2 separate regions of the Homo sapiens genome follow, and region 2 is linked to region 1. A link is a loop called in an ENCODE intact Hi-C map of the cell type or tissue named here. Cell type or tissue: adrenal gland. All regions are shown on one strand. Region 1 overlaps NISCH (nischarin). Region 2 overlaps GNL3 (G protein nucleolar 3).

Evidence for each region. A loop is a pair of places that touch in the nucleus more often than their neighbours do. Peaks named below come from ENCODE experiments on the same cell type or tissue, not always from the same donor. Only the 100,000 strongest peaks of a DNase experiment are listed, where the experiment ranks them.
Region 2: a loop joins it to region 1, with 2.4 times the contacts of the local background. A loop is called at or near these places in 34 of 110 quality-filtered maps.

The regions. Positions count from the first base shown.
Region 1 is chr3:52,471,070-52,473,569 of GRCh38, reverse strand. It overlaps NISCH (nischarin), which reads right to left. Exons shown (of 21, transcript NM_007184.4): 5 at 1,593-1,756; 6 at 1,172-1,267. Among named protein-coding and RNA genes, the nearest start is that of NISCH, 17 kb to the right of the region's middle. RefSeq lists an enhancer at 1,836-2,336. In adrenal gland, CTCF peaks have their summits at 1,238 and 1,438 (motif pointing left); a DNase peak (open chromatin) is centred at 1,439; H3K27ac peaks cover 1,897 bases.
Region 2 is chr3:52,693,665-52,696,164 of GRCh38, reverse strand. GNL3 (G protein nucleolar 3) reads right to left here. Exons shown (of 15, transcript NM_014366.5): 13 at 2,358-2,500; 14 at 2,062-2,128; 15 at 1,668-1,972. The coding sequence ends at 1,890. It overlaps GLT8D1 (glycosyltransferase 8 domain containing 1), which reads left to right. Exons shown (of 10, transcript NM_018446.4): 7 at 125-237; 8 at 578-744; 9 at 863-975; 10 at 1,130-1,679. The coding sequence ends at 1,320. Among named protein-coding and RNA genes, the nearest start is that of SNORD69, 2.2 kb to the right of the region's middle. In adrenal gland, no CTCF peak of the experiment used is centred here; no DNase peak of the experiment used is centred here.

The DNA of each region.
Region 1 (2,500 bases):
AGTGCCGACCAAACATTCCCTGAAGTATCTAGTAAGAAAGGTGCCTGGCCCCTCAGACTCACAATGGACCACAAATTCCATTTCCTCTGTAAGGGCTGCCTGGGGCTTGGCAGGTGAACATAAAGTGTGGGTCATGGAAACTGCTGGGGAGAACAAGGGGCCTCCACAGCACAGCGAGTGGGGTGGATCCTCCTGTTCACCCAGCCCCCACTCCATGGAACTGAGCTGTCTTGTGGTGAGGAGGGGCAGGCCACAGGTCAAAGCACACTCCCCAAGCCACCTGCCCAAGCACACCCAAGACCCAGATCCAGAGCCTCAGCCTGCTTGGCAGGGCTGGGTCGGGTTTCCCCTTCACTTCCCTGTCCTCAATCGGCAGCAGGGCACACCACAAGTTTCCCTAGACCACTGTAGACGGAACAGCCCAGTGCACAGCAGAGGCTCTGGAGGCAGTCTCAGCTGAATTCAAATCCCAGGTTTCCGCTCATTAACTGTGTGGCCCTGGCCAAACTTCCTTATCTGCCCAAGCCTCAGTTTCCCCAACTGTAAAATGGAAATAAAAGTGCCCTCTTCACGGGGCTGTTGGGAAGATTCAATCAAGGAGACATGGGGCCACAGGGCAGAACACAAAAGCCATGCTCAAAAAATTATGCTTTAAAACTTTTTTTGTATTCATTACTGACTTTTCTTTTCAAAAATGCTAAAATTGGCATCGCAAACCAAAGAGTCCAGTAGTGACAGATGCAGAGTGTTTCTTGTGTGGGTGCCCCAGAGGGCAGGGCATCTTCAAAGCTCTTTGCCAATCGGCCTTGGGAAATACAGACTTGTATTTAGTTCTGTCTGACCCCCAGGATGACTTCCCAGGACTTGAACTTGAGGTACACATGCCCCCTGCCCCTATGAGGAGTCCTAGAATGAGCCAGGTGCTGGTGCTCCACCCTGGCTAACCGCCCCTGCAGCTCACGCCAGGGAAGGTGTGTGCAGACCAGCCAGGGACAGGAGAGGCCTCTCTTTCTCCGCCTTCAGAGGGCCTGGTCACCTACGCAGAACCTGTCACATACTGCCAAACACGAAAGCACAGCACCTTATGATTAAATTAGGACACCCAACATCACAAACACTCTCTAGCCTCTGAGTTGGGAGCGAGAGGATGCTGTGCAGCGCTGGGCCTTACCTCCACCTGATGCAGGGACTTGAATATTGATAGGTCGAACGGCAGGAGCTGCTCCTGAATGTTGCTGGTCCCAAAAGGTCCTTCTGTGCCAGAAACCTGAAGCCAAAGATAAGGCTTAAATTGGGAACAGTGTCGCATGCCCATCGGGGAGTGCTGCAGCAGCTGACAAGTTGAAGACAACTTTGACCACTTCTGTCTTCAACAAAGCAGGCTCAGGCCAGGACTTAATTTAACGGGACACTGGGTCACGACCGCCCCCTGGTGCCCACAGCCAGAAGCATAGTGCCAAGAATAACCGGGCGGCCTTCCTTCCACCAACAGTCCCCCATGGTCTCCTTCACACAAACTGCCAGCCAGTCCCCCGCAGGTTGCACCCCCACCGACTGCGGGGCTCTCCATGACTGAGCTGCTGCAGCTTTACCTTAAGGTACTTAAGGCGACAGGTGAAGTCCAGGATGTGCCCGAGGTCGGTCTTGGCATCCCCACTGGCGCACGTGGGCTTTCCCTGCTGCAGCTGCTCCGTGACGGCATACAGCTGCAGGGGTCCAATGGCAAAGACCTCGCCGGCCCCCAGGAGCTGTTCTCCTGCAAGAGCCATGCCCTGAAGGATAAGTGTCCAGCCGCAGCCCCAGCCCTCGTGCAGCCAGGATTTCCACCTTTTCTGTCAACAAGCAGTTGGCAAGCACCCACTGTGTCAGGGCAAAGCCAGCGCCCTGGGCATGCAGGAGCTGCTGCCCTCCTGGGTGCCTGCTAGGCACAGGGCAACCCTAGACATGTGATGACAGAGGAGGGCAGGGCTGTGGGGCTGTGAGGCTGGGGAGCCACTGAGGGAGGAGTGAGGCCGAGTCGAGACCAAAGGCACTGGGCCAGAGTGAGGCTGCGGAGAGGGACAGCATTCTGGGTGACACACCTATGCTGCAACCTCCGAAATGCAAACACCCAGGTCAGGCGCAGGCCTATGGTGCCAGCGTGGTGCAGAGCCTGGAAGCAGGATGGGTTCTGAGCCCAACTGACTGCTGCTTGGTCCTCGCTCCACTCCTCCCAGCCATGTGCCCTCAGGCTGGTGACTGGGCCGCTGACCCCGTATCCTTCCCTATACCTGTGGCTCCTGGGGGAAGGCAGTAAGATGCAAACAGGAAGCATTCATCACACATGAGCTACTATAACTGTGCTCTCTGGCAGGGATGGGACCCAGGGTCAGCTTCTATCTGCCATCTGAGCCCTTTCAGGTAAGCACAAACCAGGTGCGAGGGAGCAGTGTGCTACCCACCTTCCAGCACCCACCACAGCGCTTTGGAACACAGCCCAAGTCTGGGCTGAGCCCCTGAC
Region 2 (2,500 bases), 220 kb before region 1:
GCTACAGTGGGCTGTAGTGGTTTATTTATGGTCTTCTATAAAAGGTCACCATAGGGAGAAGTGGGAGTAACAGGGAACTCTCAAGGCAACGGAAATGTAAATCTTAACATCTTGTCTATTTCAGGTGATATTCTTGCCCTTTACAATACAGCACTGAAGCCAGGACATGCAGCTGCATTTTCAGAAGATTGTGATTCAGCCTCTACTAAAGTTGTCATCCGTGGAGCAGGAAACCAGGTAAATTGCTTACCAAACACCCCTCTTCCTACAATATTGTTTAATGGGAAGAGGTTGCAAATTCAGGGAACTCTTTTGCTGCAATTTACACTCCCCAATCATTTCATCCCAAAACTCAAGCCTGCTTTTCTGTAGACTTCTTCATGGACTTGACAGCCTAATTGTTCTTGAACATCTGGTTTATTATGTCAACATCTAGGTTCCTATTCTAACTTGGAATTTCAAATATTTATTTTCTAATCTGAAGAAGTCAGTTTAACAGCTCTTCTCTCTACTGGCTATAAAATTGTATCTATTTTGTTTGAAGCAGTAAGTACATATATCCTATTTGTGTTTTTAGTACAATTACATTGGCTATCTTGACTATAAAAAGGAAAGAATTCGTAAGCTTTCCATGAAAGCCAGCACTTGCTCATTTAATCCTGGAGTTTTTGTTGCAAACCTGACGGAATGGAAACGACAGAATATAACTAACCAACTGGAAAAATGGATGAAACTCAATGTAGAGTAAGTATGTAACTGGCCTAGCTGTGAAAAACTGTTGTATTTCAATTCCTAGAGTCTTGACTAACAGGAGTTAGTCAGTACTTTTCACTAACAAACATTTGTTTTCTGTCCCACCAAGAGAGGGACTGTATAGCAGAACCCTGGCTGGTAGCATCACAACACCTCCTCTGCTTATCGTATTTTATCAACAGCACTCTACCATCGATCCTATGTGGAATGTCCGCCACCTTGGTAAGTAGAATTAACCAGTGGCATAAGCTAGTAAAGAATTGGTATCTAAAGAACTATCCTCAGGGATGGGGTATATTCTTTGTTTCCCTTAAGTAAGTTTTCTGCACAATTTCACATGGCGCAACGATGTGGCTATTTTTGTCTCAAATGTAAGGTTCCAGTGCTGGAAAACGATATTCACCTCAGTTTGTAAAGGCTGCCAAGTTACTCCATTGGAATGGACATTTGAAGCCATGGGGAAGGACTGCTTCATATACTGATGTTTGGGAAAAATGGTATATTCCAGACCCAACAGGCAAATTCAACCTAATCCGAAGATATACCGAGATCTCAAACATAAAGTGAAACAGAATTTGAACTGTAAGCAAGCATTTCTCAGGAAGTCCTGGAAGATAGCATGCGTGGGAAGTAACAGTTGCTAGGCTTCAATGCCTATCGGTAGCAAGCCATGGAAAAAGATGTGTCAGCTAGGTAAAGATGACAAACTGCCCTGTCTGGCAGTCAGCTTCCCAGACAGACTATAGACTATAAATATGTCTCCATCTGCCTTACCAAGTGTTTTCTTACTACAATGCTGAATGACTGGAAAGAAGAACTGATATGGCTAGTTCAGCTAGCTGGTACAGATAATTCAAAACTGCTGTTGGTTTTAATTTTGTAACCTGTGGCCTGATCTGTAAATAAAACTTACATTTTTCAATAGGTATCTTCTTTTTTTATTCCAGATAACTACTTCCACTCACAATGAGATGAATTGTCTTTTTACAGAATTTAGGGATTCCAAGTTGCCTGGTTTTAATATAATACATATTCACAAAATTTACACAGCTCATGCATACCATAACTTATACAGAGAACAGTTTAGCAGTCTGCTTAAAATGTTAAAAAAAAAATCATAAAAAGCCATTGTTCTGTTACACATAATCTGTACTGAAGTCATAAGCATCATCCTCTTCAATGATTTTATCCAAGATAAAAGACCTTGTAGACTGTTCACCTATATTGCAGGAAAATAAAGAGATTTTCAAAAAGTAAAAGTGATTCTATACCATGCTGCTTCGTTAGAACCCCTTTTGCCTGCCTCACCTGCTGTAGTCTCCTCAGACAGTGCCTCCCCTGTCTCTTCTGCAGCAAACATGCCTGAGCTGTTTTCCTGTGTGACAAAGAAAAATAGTGCTGGATTAGTAGCCCTTGTCTGCTCATTTAATCCAAGTAGTTATGTACCTGAAAAATTAACTCTTTGGAGGTACATATAACGGGATGTGCAAAATTAAGGCTAATGGATCACAAGCCTCAAATATTTCCTATCTTCAGTTCCTTCCATTATGTATTATAATGCTAGAAAACTCACTTCAGTTTTAACTCATGGAGGACACACTTACATCAACTTCTTCATCAACAGTTTCCTGGTCACTGTCTTTGTCATCCTCCCTCTCCTCCTGCTTCCTTTCTTTCCGTTTTGGCAATTCTTCATGTATGTCCTTTTCTTCTATTATTCCATTTGTCAGACCGGAAGACTGGAAAA